3 separate regions of the Homo sapiens genome follow, and all the other regions are linked to region 2. A link is a contact called in ENCODE Hi-C or POLR2A ChIA-PET data. All regions are on one chromosome and are shown on one strand. The core of a region is the stretch at or near the end of the contact, and the rest is flanking DNA. Distances in the headings are between cores, read along the strand shown. Region 1 overlaps TP73 (tumor protein p73). Region 2 holds the start of TPRG1L (tumor protein p63 regulated 1 like). Region 3 holds the start of TP73-AS2 (TP73 antisense RNA 2).

The links. Hi-C counts contacts between places; a loop is a spot of excess contacts on that map. ChIA-PET counts read pairs that join two places held with the same protein, here RNA polymerase II (POLR2A). Pooled maps may share reads with other maps.
Region 1: a map of GM12878 shows a loop between it and region 2 (2.2-fold over the local background). The contact joins the enhancer-like site here to the promoter of TPRG1L in region 2. A Hi-C loop is called at or near these places in 29 of 168 maps with a recorded cell type or tissue (B cell, CD4-positive, alpha-beta T cell, CD4-positive, alpha-beta memory T cell and 22 more), 35 of 37 single-sample maps with no recorded cell type and 27 of 50 pooled maps. POLR2A ChIA-PET finds 5 or more read pairs at or near these places in 1 of 52 experiments (CD4-positive, alpha-beta memory T cell).
Region 3: a map of mammary epithelial cell shows a loop between it and region 2 (2.4-fold over the local background). The contact joins the promoter of TP73-AS2 here to the promoter of TPRG1L in region 2. A Hi-C loop is called at or near these places in 25 of 168 maps with a recorded cell type or tissue (B cell, CD4-positive, alpha-beta T cell, CD4-positive, alpha-beta memory T cell and 19 more), 34 of 37 single-sample maps with no recorded cell type and 28 of 50 pooled maps. POLR2A ChIA-PET finds 5 or more read pairs at or near these places in 4 of 52 experiments (A549, CD4-positive, alpha-beta memory T cell, MCF 10A and 1 more).

Annotation. Positions count from the first base shown.
Region 1 is chr1:3,735,108-3,739,621 of GRCh38, forward strand. TP73 (tumor protein p73) reads left to right here. Exons shown (of 14, transcript NM_005427.4): 14 at 1-1,094. It also overlaps the pseudogene GFOD3P. Among named protein-coding and RNA genes, the nearest start is that of CCDC27, 15 kb to the right of the region's middle. Within about 2 kb of position 1,309, at least 2 of the 41 ENCODE cell types and tissues checked have a DNase peak (open chromatin) inside an H3K27ac peak, as active enhancers do; they include heart left ventricle, where a contact is called at or near this core.
Region 2 is chr1:3,623,493-3,627,647 of GRCh38, forward strand. It overlaps TPRG1L (tumor protein p63 regulated 1 like), which reads left to right and starts at 1,523. Exons shown (of 5, transcript NM_182752.4): 1 at 1,523-1,781; 2 at 1,932-2,023; 3 at 2,221-2,397; 4 at 4,008-4,155. The coding sequence starts at 1,581. It also overlaps a transcript of MEGF6 not described here. RefSeq lists enhancers at 797-916, 1,897-2,559 and a silencer at 1,367-1,596.
Region 3 is chr1:3,712,125-3,716,604 of GRCh38, forward strand. TP73-AS2 (TP73 antisense RNA 2) reads right to left here and starts at 2,174. Exons shown (of 2, transcript NR_185884.1): 1 at 2,063-2,174; 2 at 76-314. All of the region lies in intron 4 of TP73 (tumor protein p73), which reads left to right. RefSeq lists a silencer at 2,470-2,709.

The sequences.
Region 1 (4,514 bases), core at 59-2,558, 110 kb after region 2:
AGACCAGAAAGGCTAAGACCCATGCCCCAGGCACCACACCCATCTCTTGGGGGCTGGGCACCTGCTACCCGAGGCCACCTCCTGAAGCCCCCACTCTTCCCCCATGTTCCACTTCAGGAGCCGCGGGGGCCCATCCTGACACCCGGGGTTCCTCAGCCCAGCGCAGATGTGCTTCAGTTCCAGAGGGCTTGTTGATTTGTTTCTTAGGTACGTTACCTGTCCACCCTGAGTCCAGTGAGGCTGTCCCAAGAGCCCCTGTAGTGTGCTCCTGGGAAGGGCTGGGGGGGCTGGGGGGGCTGGGAGAGGCCCAGGGGCAGCTGTCACTGGAACCCCAGCCAGATGTCCAAGGAAGCCGGCCAGAACACGGAGCAGCCAGATGGCCCCAGCTGCACCTGTCTAGGGAGCCCATGCAGCCTCCTTGCACTGGAGAAGCAGCTGTGAAAGTAGACAGAGTTGAGACTTCGCCGTGGTCAGGAGAAAATGCAAATTCCCAGGAACAAGAATCCTTTAAGTGATATGTTTTTATAAAACTAAACAAATCAACAAATAAATCTTGAAGGCGGATGGTTTTCCCAGCAGTGCAGGGGTTGGAGGGAGGCTGCTGGCACTCCTGGGGCCAAGGGGGACAGGCAGTGGTCCTGAGTCTGCTCAGAGAGGCAAGGCAGAAGGAGCTCGCCAGGCAGGTCAGCTCACATCTGTCCAAGTCGCTCTGGTCAGAAACAGCGACTCTCCCCCATTCCCCCAGCGTTCCCACCAGGCCTGGGCTGCTGGGAAGCCCTTGCTGTACCCAGGAGCCCGACCCGCAGTATCCTGGCACAGAGCCACTTGTCACTCAGAACAGTCAGTGTCTCCAACGCACAAACATCCACTCCTCTGTTACCAGTTAAAGCACTTTAATGCTTTAAGGTGAAAACGAAATCCCATCCGTGTTTTTCGTGTAAGATCGTGCTTCTCCGAGCAGTATTAATGGACGCCCTCCAATGACATAACAACTGTTTTTGGTAATGTAATCTTGGGAAAATGTGTTATTTTTTTAGCTGTGTTTCAGTGGGGATTTTTGTTTTTGTAACATAATAAAGTGTATGTTCCAATGACCGGTTCTCATGACTCAACCTAAATCTCCAAAGGGCTCAGACAAACAGGGCGGCTCCTCACAGGCAGGAAGCCCGTGGCCTCTGTGGCCGGCCCTGGCACCCCACTTGAGTTTCTCTGTGTCGTGAGTCTGATGGGTCCCTGGGGTGTCCCTCTGCCCTGTGCCTCGGAGGACCTGCGGGCCAAGCCGAGTAGCCTCATGGGACTGACCGGGCCTCTCAGGCCTCCTGAAGTACAGGCCCATGAGCCCTCATCCAAGCCCTGTGGGGCCCAGGCCTTCTGGACTTTAGCTAGGCCAAGCAGGGTCTCAGGGCGTCACAAACACCGACACAGAACGCACTCCCGTTTCTCAGCAAAACCTAAGAAAACAAAAGGCAGCAGAGAGCCTCATGTTGGCTCAAGCCAGGCTGAGACCAACGGGCTTCATTTCAGTTCTCTTGGTTCTCAGGTTTCTTGGTTTCAGAGTTGTGAACAGGGACTAGGGACTTGTCACAGCAAAAACAAGGCTCTAGAAATCTGTTCAACCTTGAAGGAGGCCTCAGTCTTTTTAGAAATTGGCCTAAAACAAAGATAGAAAGGACCAAGGCAAGAGGGGGAGATGCCGCCAGGAAGCTCCGCCGAGTTCCCCCACAGGTGAGGTGCCATGCCAAGCCCTGGCCCCATCTTCCTGGCTAGCGCTCACGCCGTCACACCAGAGCCCGCCCACCCCTTTCCCTAGGCTCCTACCTGTCCCCACGTCCACCAAGGAGGGCTGGGCGGTGGTGGGCCCACCCCCTCATAGCCGCAGGACTCTGGATCATGAAGGTGTTGAGGCCTCAAACTAGACAGGAAGTGGAGGGATTCTGGATGTTCCCTCGGCAAGAGGGTGCCACATAGAACGTAGAAACGGGGACTCTAAAACGCCCTTTCAGGAATGAACACAGAAATGTGAGTGCTTTCAGCACAAGGGTGAGTTTGAATATCTTTGTTTAAAAGGTTAGTTATTTTTTTTAAGTATAGCGTGAGAAATACAGGCCATTATTTTCAAATATATAAAAACATCTCCAGTAAGTTCCACACAGAATTTTGGAAAGCTAAGCTGGACTCAGAGCAGGTCTGCTGCTCCCCAAGGCACTACCCTTCGAAGGAAGGTTTCCACCCGCCCCCGGCTGCAAAATGGAAAGGAGAAAGCCCGTTTCCAAAAGGTCTCCACGCCCCTTTGGGTGGAAAACAGCCACTGTTCATTCCCGCGTTCACATCCAAAGAGGAAGCCTAGATTCAGGTGACAAGAACAGAATATGGGCTTTTCATACCACACACATATATTTCCTATTTCTCAGGAATGGTGCTGTGTCATTACTATGCACAAAATCGGATTCTTCAAGAAAATTGTTTTTTAGGCCGAGCATGGTGGCTCACGCCTGTAATCCCAGCACTTTGGGAGGCCATGGCAGGTGGATCACGAGGTCAGTAGTTCGAGACCAGCCTGGCCAACATGGTGAAATCCCATCTCTACTAAAAATACAAAAATTAGCCGAGCGTGGTGGCACACGCGTGTAATCCCAGCTACTCAGAAGGCTGAGGCAGAAGAATCGCTTGAACCTGGGAGACGGAGGTTGCAGTGAGCCGAGATCGCACCATTGCACTCCAGCCTGGGTGACAGGGCAAGACTCCATCTCAAAACAAACAAAAAAAAATGTTTTTAAATACTGGTGTAATTACCCCAAAAAAGGCCTAAGGAGGCCTGCAGCCCGCCTCATGCATGCGACATTTAGCCTTAACAGCTTCACCAGCCCTCGGCCCTGTTTGCCACAGAAAAGCTGAAACCGCAGGTTTCTGAGTCAATTTACACCGCCCAATCCCTGACCTGCCCTCTTCCTGAGAGAGCCAACCAGAGGCCTCCAAGGCCCTGCCAAGGGAACTCTGACCGGAAGAGCATCTCTGAGGCCTGCGCACAACACAAAACACCTAAGCAAGCCCAACTTGTGTCCTTGGTCTGAAGTCCCATCCTGAAAAGCCTGGTTAAACCAGAAATGAAACATACATGGTTTCCCAATGCTTCCCCTTCTGAGTCTCCAGTGAGGACAAGATTGCCATGAGGTTTTGTCTCCCTCTCCCAGTAACAGTAACAAGTGAAACAGGCAACTGGATATCAGGCAGGATCTTGGCTCCAGCCTCGAGTTGGTTCACGGAGCTTCTGTCTTCACCACGGAGGCCTCTGCCGATTCGCAGGGCAGGTCCACAGCTGACCGGTTTCACCACGACTGCTCCACGGCCACGGTCACCCGGAAGGCCCTGAGGAACTGCTCTTTGGTGATTTCAGGAGGTTATTTCCCTGCACATTTGCACAGATTCAGGACAAAACCCAACACTGCGGAGCCAGACAGTCTTCCTCTTGTTGGGGCATGTGAAGGGGCCACTGGCCTCTGGGTGGGACACTGATCCTAGAGAGGCCCACCTGCCCCTCTTGGACAAGCCCCACCCAGGTCCAGGAATTCTGCTCAACCTCTCTGGTTCCCAGTCACCCCCAGGACTGACAGAGGGTAGAAAGTGTCCTATCTTCCAGGATACATGGTATCCACTAGATCTCAGGAGTTCAGAAGTAGTTATTTTATAAACTCAGAGTTTAAGAAGATTTCTCAGGACGTGTCAGGCAACATGGTACACGCACAGAACCCCAAAGGAGCATCTCTCAGAATCTCCCTCAAGTACACGCAACGTAAATGATCACTGAGATGGACAATTTCAAATCTGAACCCGGTATCTGGAATGCAATTTTCCACCTGAAATTGGCATATCATCTGCACTGACTGCAGCCTGGAAGGCATCTACCCATTGAGCATCAGGACATCCCAGGTTCCTCCTGAAAACGTCACCCACCTTTAAGGGTTCTGACAAAGTGTCTGAAGAGCTCTCGATAGGAGTCCTGGTAGCGGCTAGCCTGGGTCTGGGAGCGAAGGGACAGGGACATGCCCCGCCCGGTGATGCCCAAGGAATTCTGATTCTCCATCTGCAGCACGCCTTGGGACCCACACACCCAGCTAACGACCTCTATCTAACCTGCGGAATCAACCCGGCTGACGACCTCTATCTAACCCGTACAATCAACCCAGCTGATGACCTCTATCTAACCCATACAATCAACCCAGCTGATGACCTCTATCTAACCCACACAATCAACCCAGCTGATGACCTCTATCTAACCCACACAATCAACCCAGCTGATGACCTCTATCTAACCCACACAATCAACCCAGCTGATGACCTCTATCTAACCCACACAATCAACCCAGCTGATGATCTCTATCTAACCCACACAATCAACCCAGCTGATGACCTCTATCTAACCCGCAGAATCAACCCAGCTGATGACCTCTGTCTAACCCACACAATCAACCCGGCTGACGACCTCTATCTAACCCACATAGTCAACCCAGCTGATG
Region 2 (4,155 bases), core at 273-2,772:
CTTTTCTGGGCCATTTCTCACGCCTGTGCTTGCAGTGGGCACCCTTGCCGGGGAGACAGCCTCCCTGTGGGACAAAGACCACATTGGTCCACAGGATCCAGGGTCCTGTTTTGTAGTGCACCCGCTGTGGTGCAACATGCGTCTGGGCACACCAGCGTCGCCCGTTTCCTGTTGTAGTCTTTCCTCTCTGACTCCAGGGGTATTGGGTCTTTCTGCCAGCGCCCATGCAACTTTGGCAGCCTGGCCTGTCTGCTGGCAAGTGGGGCAGAATCCCTGCACTCCACCATTCTTGGGCAACACTCCCTCTAGGATTTTGGCCTCCCTTTTCTCTCTGGTCTTTGACCACCGCTACCCAGCAAACTCCTCCATCTAGACCAGCCAGCATTGGTTTCTTCCACTCCCCCAGCTGCCGCGTGGGAGGCGCCACTGCAAACTTCCCTGGGGTCTCCCAGCTGCTCAGAGATCCCCATGCCCTTCCCTGATCAGCTCCCTGCCCGGTTCTCATCCCGGCGATTCTAAACCGTCCATCTTTACAAATACTCCGCTCCATCCCCACTCCCTGACTGAAGTAAACAGATGTATCCTGAACTCCTCATTCTCCCCCCATCTCACTCTCCTCGCCTGTGTGCACCTCGCCTCGTGTGTCTTCCTCACCTCCGAGCAGAGGGATCTGTCCTCCTGCCCGAAGGTAACCCTGACCCCTGGACTCTGCGCCTCCTTCCCGCAGCCTCCACCAGATTGCGGGTCCGTTCACCGCCCCCCTCCACACGCGCTGGGGGCACCTCCGGGAGCTGGGGCTAGCGCAGGGCACACACATGTTCCACCTCGAACTGCGAGCGCTGACCGGGATCTCTGGGCAGCCCTCTCTGTGTGCACTGGCTTGCTGAAGGCTCGCGACAGCCTGGGCCCGGGCGCGCATTCCAGCACTTTCTACCCTCCGGCTTCAGAGTGCATTGCTCTGTGGATCCGTCACGAATAAGCCGTGTGTGAAGAACGCCAGGTCCCGGCAGAAGATCGCTGCCCGGCGTGCGAACTCCCCCACGGTGCACCAGGGCCGCCGCCCTGCATCCTCCAACCTCAGCTCCCCGGCACCGCGACCCTCCGTGCAGTGCGAGCCCCCGATGGGCGCGCGCCCCCACCTGCGCTCCAGAAGGCCGAAGGGGGCATCCCACTTGCAGGGCGGGTCACCCGCTTTCCCCGCGGGCCAAGGGGCTCCAAGATTCCCAGCCCCTCCTTCCCAGCCGCTCCGCGACACCCTGGCAACCGGCTTCGGCCCCGCCCCTTCTCGTTGTGTAAACAGGAAGTGAGCCTGCGCGTGACGGTCGCTTCCGGCCCGGCGAGGGGCGGGAGCGATTGTGAACGGCGGCGGGGCAGAGCCAATCGCGGAAAACGGCAGGAGGAGAGCCAATCCCGAGGGTCGGCGGACGCGGGAAGGGGCGGAGCCAGAGGCGGGGCCGGCAAGGCGGAGCCAATCGCGGCGGTCCGCGGGGCGGGGCCGGGGGCGCGGCCGGGTGGTGGCGGTGGCTGCGGCGACGGCGGTCGCGTCGGCGTCAGGGTCGGGGTCGGTAAGGGGTGCGGCAATGCTGCAACTGCGGGACTCGGTGGACTCGGCCGGTACGAGCCCCACGGCGGTGCTGGCGGCCGGCGAGGAGGTGGGGGCAGGCGGCGGCCCGGGCGGGGGGCGGCCGGGGGCGGGGACGCCGCTGCGCCAGACACTCTGGCCTCTCAGCATCCACGACCCCACGCGCCGCGCCCGCGTCAAGGAGTACTTCGTGTTCCGGGTGAGGCAGGGGCCAGGGCCGGGGCGGGGGCCGAGGGCGCGGGGCGGGATGGGGGCGGGTGGGGTCGGAGGCGGGCGCCGGGCGGTCCCGCAGGGAGCGAGCTGTGACCTGTGATCTTTGCCCCCGTCCCCCACCCCGCAACCCGCCCAGCCCGGCAGCATCGAGCAGGCAGTGGAGGAGATCCGCGTGGTGGTGCGGCCCGTGGAGGACGGCGAGATCCAGGGAGTGTGGCTGCTTACCGAGTAAGCCGGGGCTGCGCTCTCCTTGGTGGGGGGACTCGCCCCGAGCCGCCGCGCAGCACCTTGCGAGGACTTCCCGGGGTGCTCGTGCCACGCTCAGGCGCCCCGTGCCGCCCCTGCTGCCCTTCCAGGCGGGCTGGCCTTGGCTAAGTCGAGACAGCCGCGTCCAGTGTGGACTGAGGCCCCTCCTCTGCCTACAGGGTGGATCACTGGAACAATGAGAAGGAGCGGCTGGTGCTGGTCACGGAGCAGTCCCTGCTTATCTGTAAATACGACTTCATCAGTCTCCAGTGCCAGCAGGTGGTGCGGATAGCGCTCAACGCAGTAGACACCATTTCCTACGGAGAATTCCAGTTTCCCCCTAAATCGCTCAACAAGTAAGCCTGTTCAGAGTCCAGTATCACTGGACCTAAGCACCAGAGTGGACCTTACAATTCAGCCCTTTTAAATCAGCCCCCCAAGCGGTGTGTCTTCTCTGTCATTAATTATAAGCACAAAGGCTCCAGCTCCAAATATCAATGGGAAGTTCCTTAAAAAGAAGCGACTTCTGGGCAATTGAGTGCATTAAAAGGAATTCTGGCACAGAAGGCAGCTATTAGGCTGGTAGTAAAAAGACTTACATGAGTTCAGGATGCATTGAAGTAGAGCCCAGCGTGTTAAAAAGGAACTTGGATGTTCTTCAGGAAAAGTCCAAACTCTGCATTTTTCTCCAGCCAGGGACAGATTGCATATGACACATCAAGTCTTGCTCTGGCTAATTTTTTAAAGAGAAATGGAGGGTCCCGTTGTAATTTATAGATACCACTAAAAGACAAATTTGGAAATATTTAATGACCAGCTTTCAGGAGTTGATCTTTTTGCTGTAGGATAATTTTCTGACGTGAGGAACCTAAACATTACTACAGTCAGTTAAGCTGTAGAACTTGGGTTTTTGATGGAGAGATTTGGATGGGGGATTCAGGAAGCTAAAATAAAAATTTTACCTTTTGGTTAAAACATTTAATATGACATAAGGAAAAGGAAGATTACACTTCCTTTTCACTCATTTGGCTAGCCTATCTATAATTATTCCCTTTTTTTTTTTTTTTTGAGACGGAGTCCCACTCTGTCACCCAGGCACCAGTGGTGCAGTCTTGGTTCACTGCATCCTCCACCTCCTAGGCTTAAGTGATCCTCTCACCTCAGCCTCCCAAGTAGCTAGGACTACAGGTGCCCGCCACCACACCCAGCTAATTTTTGTATTTTTTGTAGAGATGGGGTTTTGCTAGGTTGCCCAGGCTGTTCTCAAACTCCTGGGCTCAAGAGATCCGCCCATTTTGGCCTCCCAAAGCGCTGGGATTATAGATGTCAGCCACCGTGCCCAGCCAGTATTCCTGTTTATTAATTTTTAATCATGTAAAGATTACCAAAATAATACATTTAATAACCAAAATATACCTAATTTGTCATATTTATACCCACAGTATTTAAAGCAATTGTTAGTGGAGATTGAAGTTACTACTAAAAACCACAGGCCGGCCAGGCACGGTGGCTCACGCCTGTAATCCCAGCACCTTGGGAGGCTGAGGCGGGCGGATCACCTGAGGTCAGGAGTTTGAGACCAGCCTGACCAAAATGGATAAACCCTGTCTCTACTAAAAATACAAAATTAGCTGGGTGTGGTGGTGCATGCCTGTAATCCCAGCTACTCCGGAGGCTGAGTTGGGAGAATCGCTTGAACCCAGGAGGTGGAGGATGCAGCGAGCCAACATCAGGCCACTACACTCAAGCCTGGGCAACAAGAGCAAAACTCCATCTCAAAAAATAAAAATAAATAAAAACAAAAATAAAAACTACAAGCCGTTTTCCATTGTGATATGTCATAGGTCTTTTCTGTAAACGTGTGCTTTTTGCTGTCATATTCTCCTAACTGATGAGACTGTCAGATTGTCCATGAGAGCACTGTGGCCTGCCATGCTAAGTCTGGCTATTTCTTCTGACTTTTCAGGCGAGAAGGTTTTGGGATTCGAATTCAGTGGGACAAGCAAAGTCGTCCTTCCTTCATAAACAGATGGAATCCCTGGTCTACCAACGTGCCCTATGCCACTTTCACAGAACACCCGATGGCTGGCGCAGATGAGAAGACAGCATCTCTG
Region 3 (4,480 bases), core at 924-3,423, 89 kb after region 2:
GTTTATGGAATGCATGAGTGGAATTAATACCTTTTACTGGCACCAGAAGCAATTATATGTGCGTAAAGCTGAGGGAAGAGTTCTAACAATGTTTATTGTGGAGATGAAACGTGGATTATTAGGGGAAACAAGAGTACTTAGGGCGAAATTGCAGCAATTGCTGATATCATGTGGCGCAGGGATCTGCAGCAGGGACGGAGCTTCCAGCAGGCCTGCTCTGGCTGTGGTCAGCGCCTCGGGGCTCGTGGCCCGAGCCGGGGTTGGCTCTTCTCTCTTCACTTTCTGGAGCAGCCAGAGGAACTCACTCTTGGGCCCTGGAGGTCACAGAACTTAGCCTTGGAGGCCCCAAGTGAGGCTGGGGAGGCCCCAGCTCTGAGACCCTGGGTCCTGCTGCCCCACCCCACACTGCCTGGTTCTTGGAGGAGACAGGAGGGAGAACCCCTTGGGGGACAGGATTCCCTTCCATAGGCATGAGACTGTTGGGGGAGAGGCATGATCCAATTTACGTTTTAGGAAGAATCATCTATTTTCTAGGACTTCTTTCCAGTTTGGGGACAGCCCTGTGGACCCAGCATGTCTGATTAGTAGCGTTGGCAGCAGCATTGCCCCTATGTGCAGGGCCTCCCACACTCCCCATTTTACAGATGAGGAAACTGAGGCTCCCAGAGGGCACACCAGGGTCACCTGTCAGCAGAGGGCAGAGCCGGACCTGGCCCCAGCAGCCAGACCCCTAACCTTGCCCTTGCAGCCCGTGTGGTGCCCCACCCCGGCCCCTACAGGTCCCTGGACAGGTCCCCACGAGCAGCCCCTGCCCCCTGCCCCACCCTCTGCTCCCAGCTCTGTGGGGCAGGTCCCTGTGACCCTCAGGGCCCCCAGGGGAACCAGTGATAAGGAGGTGCTGACACCTCAGAGGGACCTGCCTGTCCCTAGGGGAGAAAGCCTTGGACCGAATGGGGTGTGGGGGGAGCCCAGGCTGTACCTTGGCCCCCATGAGCCTTCCACTGCTGTCTGCCAGTGAATCAAACTGGGACTGGGGGTGGAGAGCTGTCCCTGTCTGCTTTCACTGCTTGGTTTTGTTGACAAAGGAAAATCCCTCAAGAACGCTTTATCACTGGAGTGCTCCGAGGCTGGCGAGCCTCATGGGCGAGAAGCCAGGCAGCTGGGCTTGGGGACCGGCCTCTCCTGGTGCCTCCCTGCCCCCTCTGCCTTCACCCCTCCCAGGCCTGGCCTCACTGCCACTAACTCCCGTTGACAGGGGGAAAGAGAGGCCCACAGGGGAGGGCCGTCCCAGGCTTCTCCTGGACCCAGTGCTGACGCCAAGATGCGGTCGTAGGTGACCTGGACCTTGGGCCGTGTGGGACTCGGGGCAAGGTGGGGGGCTCAGCTGGGCAGTGAGTTAGTTTTGCTTCCCGGTCTGGTGGGTTTCTGCCACCCCAGGCCAGTGGTCACTTCTGGGATTTTCTGAGATTCCAAAAGTTGAAGCCACGGACCCTGGAGACCCGGACCCTGGAGGCCCAGCCCCTGCCTCTGGGTAGAGAAGGCCCTGAGCGACCTCCAGACCTTCTGTCCCTTTTCCGAGGAGCCTCAGGAAGAGGGGGACAGACAATTCCAGGGTGTCCCGGCTGGAAAGAAAAGCATCTTCTCTGCACTCCAGGCGGACAGCGTGAGGCTCAGAGATTACGTGGCGGCCGAGGCTGGTGTCCACAGCCAGGGGTTACGATGGGGCTGCAGAGGCCGTGAGCGGAACAGGGCATTTTAGGGCAGAAAGACCCTTTTGGAGAAGGTAACAGCACTCCAGGCTTCAGTGAGGCAGAAGTCAGAGCCCATGGGGAAACCGCACAGGGGGATTACCTAAAGCCCAGAGCCACCCCAAGGGTTGCAAACCCACCCCTCCCCCAGCCATGCCACTGGAGCGAGGCACCCAGCTCCTTGCACCTGGCGTTGGGGAGACACCACTCTCTGCAGGGGTCAGAGATTCGGAGGCCAAAATTCTCCTTCCCCCAGGCATTTCAATGAAGATTTACAAAGTTTAGCAAAAACCTAGATTCTAGCCAACTATTACCTTAAAAGCTGAAGAGGGACCACCCCACCATGTCCACAGCTTACTCCCCTCCCTCCGCTGTCTCCGGCCACCTCCAGCTGCTGCCAATTCCAGCCCCCAAGGCTGTCCCAGGAAGCTGTGGCCAGAGACTCCGGGACTGTCCTGTGAGCAGAGGGCACCCACTGACCCTGGGGCACCCTTCCAATCCCCACAGCTGACAAAGCCGGGCCTCAAAAGGCTGGGTTAATCCTGGCTTCTCCTCAAAGCCACCAGTCAGGGTGGGGGTGAGGATGGTGGGGGCAAGGATGGTGGGGGCTTCCTCCCCAGGAGTTAAGGGGCCCTCTCTGCAGTGAGCAGAGCAGGCCTGTTGCCAGCCTGCTGGGCCCCTCGTGGGACAGCTCCAGGGCCTGGCCCACAGTCCCGCTAGCTAGGTCCTTGCCAGAGGCCGGAGGAGAGGCCAGGCTACTGGCAACGGGCCCTCCAGCTGGCGCTGTCAAAAAGCAAGTTGCGGGCAGAGGACCCTGCGCTTGGTCCCGGCCCAGGGCAGAGGCTGAGTGTGGTGCTTTGAACACTCTGTGTCTTCAGAGCGGAGGGGCAGCTGCTGGTGGGCATTCCGGGGCCCTCTGCAAGCCCCAGCTTTTGTCTCTGCGGACCCAGGGCACTGCCCTGCCACCCCCTCTGTCCCCAAGGCCCCAGATGGGGTACCTGGGTCCTGGAATAAGAGCAGATGGAGTTCCTCGCCCTGCCTGGGCAGCTCATTCCTTCCCGGGCTTGGGCAGAGTGACAGTGATAGTAGCAGCCACAGGGCACCCGCACGCGGTCTCAGTGAATCAGGACAGCGGCGACCGGGTGGGGACTGGGCCCTGAGCTCCTCACACAGCATCTCGGCAGCAAAGTGGAGGCTGGAGCTGTCCAGGCTGGGCCACCCAATCCCAGCCAGACACAAGGCAGTCTGTGTGAGTCTCAGTCTCTATTGTCCATGGAGACCCATCCCCAGCAGGACCAGGGCAGGTGAGGCCCCTGGCTGTTGTTCCCCTTACCCCTAAGGGGCTTAAGTCCAGCCACGGGGTAAGAAGCCCATGTCCCACCTGACACCTCTGTAGTACCGTCTTTCTGGAACCCGGGGTGACGCCTCTGCAGTGCCCAGTCTTCCTGGAACCCAGGGGTGACGCCTCTGCAGTGCCGTCTTCCTGGAACCCAGGGGTGCTTAAGGCGGGTCTCTGCCTAGACCCCGACCCCAGGCCCCAGGACCCAAGTCAAGCCCAGCAGTGACAAAGGGCTGGGAGATGGAGCTTGGGGGTCAGACAGCTATGGTCTGGGTGCTGGTCCACCCCAGCTTAGCAGGCAGGTTTGGGTCACTAAACGGAGTGACAGTGCCTGACCTCCCAGGGCCAAGGTCAGGTGAGGGCCCCGCGCAGGGCAGGCACCAGTGGGCAGTGGATGTGGCCATGAGGGTGGACCCAGGTGCCCCATTCCCTGGCAGGTGGACAGCACTCACTGTCTCCCCAGGTCTCCACACCAACAGAGGCAGACACCTTGGGCAAACGCTGCCTCGCAGCCTCCCCCAACACTAGGCCCCTCTTATCTCCTCTGCCTGTGGCCCTCGTCTCCTACTGGACCCCTGGGCCTTCACTATGCACTGGAGACAAAGCCACCAAGTCTATCCTGGGCTCAGCACATACCTGCTTCCCTCCCCTACCCCGATCATAGCCCAGGATGGAGATCCCTAGAGGCAGCCGTGCATGGGACGAGGATCGAGCAGGCTCCAGCTCCTGTGGTCTGGGTGCACTCAGTGTCTCCCAGGGAGCCGCGCTTCCAGGCCGTTGAGAGTCCCCCGTGTGGCTCCTGCTCACCTGTTTAGGACATGGCTCAAGGTCGTGGTGGGGCAGACTGCCCAGCTCCTCAGGGTTCCCACTTGCCCCTGGCCTGCCCTCCCCAGTGAGCAGTTTCTTGTCCACAGCCTCTGGGGCTCTAGCAGGCCTCCGTCAGGGCTGAGGATCGCTTGGCATCTGCAGAGGATGTTTCTGCCTCTGGTTCATCCTCCATAGAGCTCCTGGCCTGGGAGCCCCGGCTGGCCAGCATGGGGGTGCCAGCAGACACATCTGTCTCCTGCAGCCCCCCCAGCCAGGAGCTCTTTCACAGCAGCCTCTTTTCTTGGGCAGCGCTGGGCCTGGCACTGGCTGTGGCCTCACAGGCATTCTGAAGCTCGCTTGGGCCTCTCATCTGCCTGGCCCATGGGCTGTGGATGTCCTGGTGAGTGAGCCGTCACTGCCTCGACCATGGGAGCCCCAGCTTAACACCAAGGTGTTCTGAAACAGGGGCGATTGCCACATGTGTCCTTTCCCCCTCCCCAGGCTAGTGGCTTCCCTGGGGCAGGGAGGGACCAGCCCTGTGACATCCTGCCAGGCCTCCCTGACATCTGTCAGAGCCCAGCCTGTG